Regions from separate parts of the Homo sapiens genome. Here regions 2 and 3 are each linked to region 1. Evidence: chromatin contacts called from ENCODE Hi-C or POLR2A ChIA-PET data. All regions are on one chromosome and are shown on one strand. The core of a region is the stretch at or near the end of the contact, and the rest is flanking DNA. Distances in the headings are between cores, read along the strand shown. Region 1 overlaps CTNNA3 (catenin alpha 3). Region 2 overlaps DNAJC12 (DnaJ heat shock protein family (Hsp40) member C12). Region 3 has its middle 26 kb from the start of TRS-TGA1-1.

Region 1 (4,336 bases), core at 1,274-3,773:
AAAAGGTCTCCCACCTCTTGAAGGAATACCAGCAACCAGTAAAATTAGCTTTCAAGTTATCCTGTAAAATAAATCCTGTGTCCTCATTTTCTTTTTCAGTACTAAATCAGTTATATTTCTGTAAGGAAGTTTAGTTGGAACAACTTGCAACAAAGATGATTCTAATGTAGGGTTTAAGCCCATGTCTTGCTAACTTTACCTTTTGCCATAGATACAAAACCCTCCCATTCCCCTCTTTCTCAGACTTCAGGGGTCCCTCTCATATAGAAAATCTCCAAGCTTGCAGCATTAGAGAGCTTGGGTTTGCTTACTTTCTTTAGTCTGTAAATCTGTGCTAGGCTATAAAGACACACCTTCATCGTAGATACAGGAAGGAACTTCCATGGGAATGGTGCTAAATTAAAAGTTTCAAGTAATTTATAAAGAAGAAATTCCCACTCTATTAATTCTGCAAGTTTAACATTCCACAAAACCGGACATATTTTCAATGGTGTGTAAAAATATTTATATATTAAAATTAAGAGTATAAAAAAGGTTTTTATAGATTTTCCAAATTTAGGTGTGCTTCTCTAAATGCTCTAAAGATGCTGAAAATTAAATTGATAAGCTTAATGAACCAAGCCATCAACTGTCATTATATAGAGCCACACTGGCACACAATATGAACACTGTAGAATATGTTGACTTTTTTTTTTTTTTGAGACGGAGTCTCACTCTGTCGCCCAGGCTGGAGTGCCGTGGCACGATCTCCGTTCACTGCAAGCTCCGCCTCCCAGGTTCACACCATTCGCCTGCCTCAGCCTCCCAAGTAGCTGGGACTACAGGCACCTGCCACCACGCCTGGCTAATTTTTTTTGTATTTTTTAGTAGAGACAGGGTTTCACCATGTTAGCCAGGATGGTCTCGATCTCCTGACCTCATGATCCGCCCGCCTCAGCCTCCCAAAGTGCTGGGATTACAGGCGTGAGCCACTGCGCCTGGCCGTGAAATGTCTTTTTTAATGCCAACTTGGGTAACACAATTATATTCTATAACCTTGTTCCTTCCCAATATAGTTCTGATTTTTTTTAATTCTACCCTCATTGTAGTATAAAAAGGCCCTGTTAACAGCCATCTCTTTTCTTGTTTATTAGCTAAAACACTTTGAATTTCAACCTTCCTCCAATAGCTCACAGGAGCCTTCAGGGCTACTTTTGCTCCCTTGAGTTAATTTTAATGTATGAAATAAAATATAAGACATTTAAGCTATGTTAATTAGCTAAAACTTCAACAGGGTTCTGAAAGAAATTAGAAGGGTAGAAAAATAAAACTGCCTATAGATAAGTAAAAACTGTGATCTTTCAAAGTAAAAGGTACAAACCAGTCTCGGGGAGGAGAGGGGGTGTCCCTTCTTCAAGTCATTGATAATTTCAACTATTCTTTTACTTCTACCAAAACAACCCTTACTGGATTAACAAAAGTACAGAGGAAGATTAAAGGGTTGAGAACCCAAAAAATGCCTCTAGATAACATTCAACACCCCCCCAAACCAACTTCAATCTTCTTTTAGTTCCTTTCAAGCCAATAAACACTTATATTTTGTTCAAAATAATACCCTAGGCATTCAGGAAATAAATATGAATAAGCTCCAATATGGCAATAAGAGAAATACACAACTAGTTGCAACATTAAAGGCAGAATGATAACTGTTTACACTTATATAAGTACAAAGAAAGTGCTGCCAAAATTGCAAACATTCACAAGGATTAAGTAGGACTTCCAAGAAGAGCCTTTAAGAACAGATAATTTTCTACCAGAAGAGATAAAAGGGAGGTATGTAAGCCAGGGAAAGAAAATTGTGTGCAAAGGGGCAGAGAAAAAAATTTATTTTGTCTGAAAATAGCAGATAGCCAAACTTAGCAAACTGTGGGGTAAACACAGGCAATAGGGTGAGAAGGCCAAGAAATAGGTTTCATCTTAAATAAAAAGTTATAAAAGTCAAAGAAAGAGTTAATATTTAATGTAATAGGTGATAGAAAATGAAAACACAGCATGCCCAAAGTAGAGAAGCCTTTGCCCATCAACCTGCCTCTCCACCATCTGTATTTTTTACCTCAGTGGCTAACACCTCTAACCTGAAGCAGAAACCCAGAGGTCATCTGGGCTAGTCTCTCTCTCATCTTCCTCTCCAAGTCCTTGTCATCCAAGACACAGAAACGGGGCATCATTCTCTGCCCCATTCACCAATCTATCATTATGAAAAGTGTGTGCAATGATTCTGCCCTCGTTGAATCTTTCATGAAGCGTCTTCTGAGAGGTCTCACTGCCTCTGCACCAGCCCTACATTCCCACTAGAGCCGTCTCTTGAAAATGTAAATCTCTCATATTTGCACTACCTGTAGGCTACCTGCTGCCTACAAGCAAAGTCCAAACTCTTTAGCGTAGCTTTTGAGGCAATTTTGATCTCACTGCTCACTAAATTTTCATTCTCATCTTCTATCTGTGGAATCTGACCACAAACTACTTGTTAGGCTCAGAACAGGAAATGTTCAGCAACCTCAACCTGGGGTGACTCCCTCCCCTCACAGCTCCTTGTTCGTAGCTCTTGTATCACTCATTATACTGTCTTGTAATTAGCTGTTCACATATTGCCTCCTCTGCTCTACCACGAACTCAATAAGGACAGGGGCCGTGCTTGACTCATCCTGAAAACACAGAGCCAGCGTACTGTGAAAAATAAACAAACAGTGGTTTACTGGATGAAAAAAAAAAAAGAATAAAACCCTACATTTTAGAAGCCTTTAAATCAAGAGTCACAATGTTCAGTGATTCATACGAGGTTACCAAAAGAATGGGTTGCTACAGCAAAATTAAAGTTTAGTGATAACACATAGCAGCTTTCATTAAAAGGAAGTCCTTAATGTGGGATTTTCTGCCATATCTCCTGTCTAGTTTAGTTGGGGTCTGATCAGTTCAATGTAATCTAGGATCAAGTATATTATATCCAGTCTTTTTTTGCCCCCCCCAACAAAGACACGTTACATAATTCATTTTCAAACTACAAATAAAAAGAGCTGGCACATCCTTTTTATTACTGATTTTTTCATTTTTTTCAATCCTTGTGTTAGTTTTCTAGGGCTGCCATAACAAAATACCACAGACTGGGTGGCTTAAGCCACGGTTCCCCAACCTTTTTGGTACCAGAGACCCATTTTATGGAAGACAACTTTTCCACAGACCCAGGGGTGGAGTGGGGGTAGACGTTTTTGTGCCCGGAGTTGGTTCCTTCTGGTGGGTTCGTGGTCTCGCTGACTTCAAGAATGGAGCCACAGACCTTTGCAGTGAGTGTTGCAGCTCTTAAAGATGGCATGGACCCAAAGAGTGAGCAGTAGCAAGATTTATTTTGAAGCGTGAAAGAACAACACTTCCACAGCAAGGAAGCGGACCCTACCAGGTTGCCACTGCTGGCTGGAGTGGCCAGCTTTTATTCCCTTATTTGTCCCCGCCCATGTCCTGCTGATTGGTCCATTTTACAGAGTGCTGATTGGTCCATTTTACAGAGCGCTGATTGGTGCATTTTACAAACCTCTAGCTAGCTGCAGAGCACTGATTGGTGCATTTTACAATCCCTTCGTAAGACAAAAAAGTTCTCCAAGTCCCCTACTTGACCCAGGAAGTCCAGCTGGCTTCACCTCTCAGTTTCAGGATGATTCAAGTGGATTACATTTATTGTGTACTTTATATTATTATTACATTGTAATATATATGAAATAACTATACAACTCACCATAATGTAGAATCAGTGGGAGCCTTGAGCTTGTTTTCCCACAACTAGACGGTCCCATCTGGGGGTGATGGGAGACAGTGGCAGATCATCAGGCATTAGATTCTCATAAGGAGTAGGCAACCTACGTCACAATAAGGTTCACTTTCCCATGAGAATCTAATGCCACTGCTGATCTGACAGGAGGCAGAGCTCAGGCAGTAATGCAAGCGATGGGGGTTGGCTGTAAATACAGATGAAGTTTCTTTTGCTCACCCACCCACTGCTCATCTCCTGCTGTGTGGCCCAGTTCCTAACAGGCCATGGACATGCACCAGTTGGGGTACTCAACTGGTACTGGCACTGGAGGCCTAGGGGTTGGGGACCCCTGGGTTAAACAACAGAAATTTATTTTCTTACAGTTCTGGAGGTCAGAAGTCCAAGACCAAGGTGTCAACAGGTTTGGTTTCTCCTGAGGCCTTGCTCCTTGGCTATCAGATGGCTGTCCTCTCTCTGTGTCCTCACATGTATGCACACAACAATGATGTCTTTCCCTGTACATCCTAATCTCTTCTGATAAGGACACCAGTCATA
Region 2 (4,336 bases), core at 980-3,479, 200 kb after region 1:
TCCATTTATAAGAGCATCAAGAGCCGGACCCAGTGGCTCATGCCTGTAATCCCAGCACTTTGGGAGTCCGAAGTGGGCGGATCACGAGGTCAGGAGTTCGAGACCAGTCTGGCCAACATGGTGAAACCCCGTCTCTACTAAAAATACAAAAAAAAAAAAAAATTAGTTGGGTGTGGTGGCAGGCGCCTGTAATCCCAGCTACTCAGTAGGCTGAGGCAGGAGAATCACTTGAACCTGGGAGGCGGAGGTTGCAGTGAGCTGAGACCATGTCATTACACTCCTGCCTGGGTGACAGAGCAAGACTCTGTCTCAAAAGAAAAAAAAAAAAGCTTCAAGAAGAATATAATATTTTTAAAAAATTGAACAAAAGAAGGAACTACACAATATTGTCAAAAGAAGCTAAAGAAGATCTAAATAAATGAAAAGACATCCCACGTTCATAAAGATTTACTATTGCTAAAATGATAATACCCCCCAAACTGATCTGCAGATTCAACATAATCTCTATCAAAATCCCAGTTGCCTTTTTTGCAGAAATTGACAATCTAGTCCTAAAATCTGTTTGCAAATACAAGGGACCCAGAATTGCCAAAAAAAAAAAAAACTCTTGAAAAAAATAAGAGCAAAGTTGGAGAATTCACACTTCTGAATTTCAAAACTTATACTACAAAGCTACAGTAGTGAAAACAGTGTGGTACTAACATAAGGATAGACATACTTATAAATGGAATAGAATTGAGAATCCAGAAACAAACCCTTACATTTACAGTCAATTGATTTCAACAAGAGTGCCAAGACAATTTAATGAAGAAAAAAAATAGTCTTTTCAACAAATGGTGCTAGGATAACTAAATATCAATATATAAAAAGCATGAATTTAGATTTCTACCTTAAGCTATAAACAAATATTGACTCAAATGGATCACAGATCCAAATGTAAGGGTTAAAACCATAAAAAACTGGGAAAAAAAAAACATAGGAATAAATCTTTGTGACCTCAGCTTAGGCAAGAGCTCCTTAGATATGACACCAAAAGCACAAGCAACAAAAGAAGAAATAGATAAATTGGACTACATCAAAATTAAAACTTTTGTGCCTCAAAGAATACCATGAAGAAAGTGAAATGACAAACCATGGAATGGGAAAAAATATCTGCAAATAATATATCTGATAAGGTACTTATATCTAGAATTTATAGAGAACATTTACAACTCAATAATAAGACAAATAACCCAAATGCAAAATGGACAAAGGGCTTGAATGAACATTTCTCCAAAGAAGATATACAAATAGCCAACAAGCACCTGAAAATATCCTGAACAGTATTAGTCCTTCAGGAAATACAAATCAAAACCATAGTGAGATACCACTTTATACCTACTAGGATGGCTAAAATTAAAGGATAATAATTGTCTAGAATGTGAAAAAATTGGAACTGTCACACATGACAGGTGGGAATGTAAAGTGGTATATAGTCACTTTGAAAAGTAGTTTGGCTGTTCTTCAAAAATATTAAGCAGAGTTGCCATATGACCCAACTATTATAATCCTAGGTATATATCCATGAGAAATGAAAACATATGTCCACACAAAAACCTGTATATGATAGCAGCATTACTCATAATAGCCAAAAGTGAAAATAACACAAATGTCCATCAACTGTGAATTGATAAACAAAATGTGGTATATCCACCTAAAAGAATTATCATCCAGCCATAAAAAGGAATGAAATGTTGATATGTGCTACAACATGAATGAGTCTTGAAAATATGCTAAATGAGGCTGGGCACGGTGGCTTACACCTGTAATCCCAGCACTTTGGGAGGCCAAGGTGGGCGGATCACCTGAGGTCAGGAGTTCAAGACCAGCCTGACCAACATAGAGAAACTCCATCTCTATTAAAAATTCAAAATTAGCTGGGCGTGGTGGTGCATGCCTGTAATCCCAGCTACTTGGGAGGCTGAGGCAGGAGAATCGCTTGAACCCAGGAGGTGGAGGTTTCGGTGAGCCGTGATCACACCATTGCGCTCCAGCCTGGGCAACAAGAACAATACTTCGTCTCAAAAAAAAAAAAAAAAAAAGAAAAGAAAAAAAAAGATGGGGCTATTGAAAGCTACAGGAAAACAAATGAACAAATAAAAGTATCTTGCCATAGCAGCTTGGTCCAGCGAGAGCAAATCTTCCTGTTGCTGACGACAATGTAAATGTCCCATTGTATAAATGATACGTCACTTTTTCCAACAGGAATAAAAAGCTTATTAAATTACCACCAAGGATGCACATGCCAGTTGCTACTCATGTGGGGCTTGTAAAGATTTATGTATTTATCTGTGAGTCACCTTCTCTTTTCACATCATTGTTGGCTTCGCTTTCTAGAATTCCCAGAATGAAAGAAGCTGCTTAGAATTATTCTGATGTAAGTCCCTCAACAACAGTTGATAAGCAGAAAGAAAAAAGAAACCTTATCTTTCCTATAATGTGACCTTTCTCTTGTTCCATCCACTTCACCACATTTAACAAAAGTGAGTTTGGGTTTATATTTTTCCATTAATGTAGCAACTAATCAAATGAGCCACACAAGGTAAACACTTGCCAGTTCTGGGAAGAGAGATCTCATTTTGTAAGCTTATAGGAGCAAATGATGCTGGAAGTCTTGCGAGACATTCTGATTTAACTCCTGGGTCTACCTTCAAAATATAGAGGTTATTTTAAATTCATATTTTGCAATAGAATTTGTATTACAACAGTCACATTTTAAATGTATGCCATTTACAATTACTTAAGAAATAATAATATGATGTCAAAATATGCTTTGAAAAAATCTGGAAGAAAATATACCAACTGTTAATAGTGGTTCTCTATCAGGGAAAGATAAAAGCAAACTTTTTCTTCCAACATTATTTATTAATTATGTTATTTTTATTATATGGGGAAAAACAGTAAAGACTATAAAGTAAAAAAAAAATTGAGACATTAAAAGATGTTAGTTAACAAAGGACAAATTGCTCCCCTTCTTCTAATATCCAAATGTCCTTGAAGTTTGCACATCAGTAACAAAAATACCATTCCACAGGTTCTTAGTCTGAAGTTTACTTTCTTTTTTTTTTTTTTTTTTTTGAGGCAGAGTCTCTCTCTATAGCCCAGGCTGGAGCACTGTGACACAACCTCAGCTCACTGCAACCACCGCCTCCTGGGTTCAAGTGATTTTCCTGCCTCAGCCTCCACAGTAGCTGGGATTACAGGCACCCGCCACCACACTCAGCTAATTTTTTGTACTTTTAGTAGAGACGAGGTTTCACCATGTTGGCTAGGCTTGTCTCAAACTCCTGACCTCATGTGATCTGCCCACCTTGGCCTCCCAAAGTGCTGGGATTATAGGTGTGAGCCATCACACCGGCCTTAAGTCTACTTTCTTCATGGCCATGGAGAAGTTAATATAGTGCTAATCTGAAACAGTTACTGTCACCCACACAGAGCGCTGGCATGAGCACCAGCCAGGAGCTCTGGGGCTCAGTGACACTATTTTTATAGCAAAGTCAGTCCTGTCTGCAGCACCCACATCTGGAGAGGGGAAGGGATTTCTGGTGGCCTTAGATTTACTTTTTTTTTTTTCAGGGAATAAAAGAATGATCTAATCATTACTTATAAAAAGAGAAAACTATCCCATCACGTTAAATGTTTACCTTGGGCTGCTACATAAAACAAGGAAAGACAATCCACTGAATTAAAATTGCCAGCATCCATTAAGCACTTTCCACATGCAGGACTCCTCATTTAATCTTCACAGCAGATGCATGAAGTAATATACTACTAGTCTACCTGTTTTACCTACGAGAATGCTGAGGCTTGGAGAGATTGCCCAAGATCAACTAGACTGTAAGTGGAATGGGAGCAATCCAGACAAACAAGCCTGTGTTTATATCCACTACTCCATCATGCTACCACATCAGTAATTTCAATGGCAACAGTTGAGACTATATTTAGTGGACGAAAAAGGTATAGATATAAGTTTAATTTATCCTACCCAAAGTTCCTCTACTGTCTAGCTTTTCACCTTAATTAGATACATTTCAAAATCTTTCCATTACATTCTGAATTTCTGTCAAGCTAAACTTCAGTATCCAAGTGAATTTTTAAAGATATTTTGAGGCTGGGTGCAGTAGCTCACTCCTGTAATCCCAGCACTTTGGGAGGCCGAGGCAGGTGGATCACTTGAGGTCAGGAGTTTGAGACCATCCTGGCCAACATGGTGAAACCCCGTTTCCACTAAAAATAAAAAAAATCAGCTGGGCGTGGTGGCACACACTTATAGCTCCGGCTACTCAAGAGGCTGAGG
Region 3 (4,336 bases), core at 1,191-3,690, 180 kb after region 1:
AGAATTAGGGCAGAGACAGGGACCGCCCTAGGTCATAGACCCGTTTGGGAGCTCAAGCGAAGTGCACCTCGGGTCATGGCGACTCCTAAAAATAACAGGTGACACGGAAGAGGGAGAGCCACCAAGATATTAATCATTTCACCTACAGCTTGTATCGTTTAAGCCACCATGATCCTCAACCTTAGTGGCACGTTAGAATTACCTGAGATTTGTAAAATTCCTACCCAGAAACATGAAATCTGGGGTTGGTGGAGTGGGGTGGTATTGAGATACTGGGAAAACCAAAGCGTTTTGCCTATCCTCCTCTATTATGCAGAATGCTTCACCTCTGGTAACTAAAATGTGTGGGGATTTCTCCCCACCACCAACTAGTCAATTCTCCAGCAGATTCTCCAGCAAGGTGTCCTCAAATTCAATTTAATTGTGACACTGTCTACCTGGAGATAGCATGAGATCCCATAGAGCGAGGACTCAGTCCCACAAGATTCTCCCCGACTTCAGATACCAATTGCAAGCCCCAGCTTGTGTCCTATGGTTCTGACCGACTAACTGTAAATCAGGGTTGCCACCATCCCCCTCCTTGGGTTTCATTAATTTGCCAGAGTGGCTCAGAGAAATCAGAGAAATCCTTTACTTACATTTACTCATTTATCATATATGATATTACAGAAAATACAGGTTGTCGACCTAAAAAAAGACTGAGGCAAAATTAATATAAAGAGTTTATTTTTCAGCCAGGCGCAGTGGCTCACGCCTGTAATCCCAGCACTTTGGGAGGTCAAGGAGGGTGAATCACCTGAGGTCAGGTGATCAAGACCATCCTGGCCAACATGGTGAAACCCTGTCTCTACTAAAAATACAAAAATTAGCTGAGTGTGGTGGTGCGTGCCTGTAATCCCAGCTACTCGGGAGGCTGAGGCAGGAGAATTGCTTGAACCCGGAAGACGGAGGTTGCAGTGAGCCGAGATCACGCCACTGCACTCCAGCCTGGGGAAAGAGCAAGACTCCATCTCAAAAAAAGTTTCTTTCTTTTCTTTCCCAAGGTGAACAGCCAGGTGGAAGAGATGCATAGGGCAAGGTATGTGGGAAGGGGCGTGGAGCTTCTGTGTTCTCTCCAGGCACCACCCTTCAAGAACTTCCATGTGTTCAGCTATCCAGAAACCCCTCCCCAAGCCCTGTCCTTTTGTGTTTTTATGCAGGATTCATTAGGTAGGCATCATTGATTACATCATTGGCCATTGGTGATCAACTTTTCAGCCCTTCTCTCTTCTCCTGGGGGGTAAGGCTGAAAGTTCCAACCTTCTAATCATGCCATGGTCTTTCCAGTGACCAAGCTGCATCCTGCCACCAGTCATCTCATTCGCATACAAAAGACACATCATTCCAGAGATTCCAAGGGTTTTAAGAGCCCTATGACAGTAAATAGAAATAAAGACCAAATATATACTTCACAGTGTCACTGGTGAGAAGCAGCGTTTTCATATTCCCCATTGAATCCAAGGTTGAGAACCAGTGGTTTAAGAAAAAAAAAAAAAAAATAGAATGAAAAAAATGTTTTCCATTCTATTGTGGTTTTTAAAATGTAACAAAAGCTACATTGAAATGAGATTAGTTGTGAGATTCAAACAAGTTATATCAGGAAATGCTTTGGAAATTATTATTAAAGGTAGTAGTTACTGTTGGTATTATTATTAGACCTAGTTTAGAGCCTCATTTCCAGCTCTAATGAACTGGAAAGTATTTACTATAGAAATTTCACCCTTGTCTTTAAAGGTGGGATGCTGTCTAGAATAGCATCAAACTCAGCTGAATGTGAAAAGATAATTGAGGTGTTTGGGGCTGTTGTATATAGATGTACCTAATTAAGTATAATCTTTCCCTTTCTGTCTCTGTCCTTTTACTTAAAAGACTAGTAAGAAAGGACGAGTTATTAGAAAGGAATGATGGAGAAAACATATCCTCTTTCTCTGCCTTCCATGTCCCTGACAATCCTCAACTTCCACTTTTGGCCTACAAATTCCTTGCCAGTTCCCACAGTGTCCTGGCTCCCACCCAAGGTCCTAAACTGGCCAAATTTGGGGCTAGTCCTTGACCAAGATCCTGTGTTCTACAAAGGGGAGATCCTTTTATCTAGCCACAGGTAGAAGAAACTGTATCAGGGAGCGCAAGTAATCTGCCCTAAGTCCCACAGTAGTTTAGAACCAGAGAAAGATGCACTTCTTCACAAACCTCTCTTAAATTCCACAGATAACTTAAGAAATAATCAAGGCAAAAATATTGGAAGAAACAAAAGAGGCCAGGTGGGAGGAGAAAGGGTAAGAATGAACTGCCTGATGCAAAATATTCTCCCACTGTGAGGCTGAGTTGCCACAGAGAGCTGAGAAGTAATAATACTGTGGACAAGGCCACACTGATGCATATCACAGAACCGGAAATTGAAGGGAATTGAAGCCTTTCATTGTGAGACATTTCATCATTTTCTCAGTAATTGCATCAGTTTTACAATTTCTTCCATCACTGACTCCCCAGTAGTCCTGGCAACTCCCGTCTGTGGTGTAGAAGTGGCAAGTAATGGTGTTTGCCTCCAGGAAATTAAAGACTCCTCTCAATAACTGTATTAGTCATCAACGCTTGCTGCTGTGATTGATCTTGTAACCACCATCAGATCTGGGCAGCGAAAGGATATGAAAATTCATAAGCAGGAAAACAACCTTATCTTCTCCTTATCCAGCTCTGTGATATAGAAGGAATATCTGCAAACTCTTTTCTGTATTTCTAATTTGCTCACCAAGGAGCATATTTTTGTCAGGCTGGGAATATGTCCAGGTACTGAAAATTATTTGTATTCATTGGAAATTGTGAATTCTGCCTAGGTTTCCCAGCATTGCTCTGTTGAATTTCCCTTTACTTAAAAGAACAAAAATGTTCTAGAATTGTATTTCAACATTTCAGGATACCCAGAAGGCAAGTAGCCACAGCACTGAAAAAAAAAAAAACAAAAAAGAAACCTGTTCTCTCTCTCTGTGGAAGGTGCCAGAAGAAATGTGTACTATGGTTTTATTATTGCTTTATATCTTGGGCAGTCCCTGGTATTAGGGGCTAGGAAAGATGCTGGGTAAATTATTCCATAAGCACAGTGCTTCACACTGAGCCACTCAACAAAGTCCAGTCTAGAGTGAAAAAAAATCTAAAGGCAAGAATCTCAATGAATAAGCAATGTTTCCTGGGTTTTTTAATCCAGTGGCCCTAAGATCTCTGAAACCTGTCAAATTGCACCTATTGCTTTCCTGAGAATATGGTAATCAAATTCTAAATGCACATACATACTCTTTAATCCAGAAATTCCAGTGCTAGGCATTTATCCTACAGGTATACTTTACATAGAAGAAATACTTTTTACAAAGCTGTTCATTACAGTGCTATTTGTGATTGCAAAAAAATTGTAAATAGCTTGAAAAGGCATCAGTAGGGACAAGTTAAAAAAAAAAAAAAGAGTGTGGTTCCAAAACTTAGCTGGGCATGGTGGTGGGCACCTGTAATCCCAGCTACCTAGGAGGCTAAGGCAGGAGAATCGCTCAAAACCGGGAGGCAAAGCTTGCAGTGAGCCGAGATGGCGCCAAATGCACTCCAGCCTGGGCGACAAGAGCGAAGCTCTGTCTCAAACAAAAGAAAAGAAAAGAAAAGAAAAGAAAAAAGTATGGTTTATCCACACAATGGAATGCTAAGTAGCAGGTAAAAAGAATAAAGTAGCATTCACACACTAAAATGAAAAAACTCCCAAGATATATTAACTGAGTAAATGGGAGTTATTCAGCAGTGGATATACGGTGCTACCATTTGCGTAAAGAACAGAAACACATATATGTGTGTAAATGCATGGGATATCTAAGGAAAGATATGCAAGAAATAGTGCCTCAACACACACTAATGCAGTAAGAATGGGAACTAATACACATAGTGCTTACTCCTCATGTTCTAAGCACATTACATATTTAAACTAATTCAGTACACTCCTTTTAAACTGACAGATATTCACATACCTGTCTTACTTCACTGGAATATCAGCTCCTTGAGTGCATAAACATGGCATAAGCCTTTTTATATGCTACACAGGCCAGGTGTTGTGGCTCACACCTAAAATCCCAGCACTTTGGGAAGCCAAGGCAGAAGGATCACTTGAGGCCAAGAGTTTGAGACCAGCCTGGGCAATACAGCAAGACCCCATCTCTACAAAATATGTGTATTGTGTATGATACATATGTGTGTGTGTGTGTGTGTGTGTGTGTGTATCCTACACAAATGCTAGTATATTTATCACATAATATTCTCAGGAAGT

What was found. A loop is a pair of places that touch in the nucleus more often than their neighbours do. ChIA-PET counts read pairs that join two places held with the same protein, here RNA polymerase II (POLR2A). Pooled maps may share reads with other maps.
Region 2: a pooled map shows a loop between it and region 1 (11-fold over the local background). The contact joins two enhancer-like sites. A Hi-C loop is called at or near these places in 5 of 50 pooled maps. POLR2A ChIA-PET finds 5 or more read pairs at or near these places in 3 of 52 experiments (GM12878, RWPE1 and activated T-cell).
Region 3: a loop to region 1 is called in a pooled map, with 6 times the contacts of the local background. The contact joins two enhancer-like sites. A Hi-C loop is called at or near these places in 2 of 168 maps with a recorded cell type or tissue (both naive thymus-derived CD4-positive, alpha-beta T cell), 7 of 37 single-sample maps with no recorded cell type and 11 of 50 pooled maps. POLR2A ChIA-PET finds 5 or more read pairs at or near these places in 3 of 52 experiments (B cell, RWPE1 and activated T-cell).

The regions. Positions count from the first base shown.
Region 1 is chr10:67,610,633-67,614,968 of GRCh38, forward strand. All of the region lies in intron 2 of CTNNA3 (catenin alpha 3), which reads right to left. Among named protein-coding and RNA genes, the nearest start is that of CTNNA3, 83 kb to the right of the region's middle. Within about 2 kb of position 2,524, at least 3 of the 41 ENCODE cell types and tissues checked have a DNase peak (open chromatin) inside an H3K27ac peak, as active enhancers do.
Region 2 is chr10:67,813,447-67,817,782 of GRCh38, forward strand. All of the region lies in intron 2 of DNAJC12 (DnaJ heat shock protein family (Hsp40) member C12), which reads right to left. Among named protein-coding and RNA genes, the nearest start is that of DNAJC12, 23 kb to the right of the region's middle. Within about 2 kb of position 2,230, at least 2 of the 41 ENCODE cell types and tissues checked have a DNase peak (open chromatin) inside an H3K27ac peak, as active enhancers do.
Region 3 is chr10:67,788,656-67,792,991 of GRCh38, forward strand. No RefSeq gene overlaps it. Among named protein-coding and RNA genes, the nearest start is that of TRS-TGA1-1, 26 kb to the left of the region's middle. Within about 2 kb of position 2,441, at least 4 of the 41 ENCODE cell types and tissues checked have a DNase peak (open chromatin) inside an H3K27ac peak, as active enhancers do.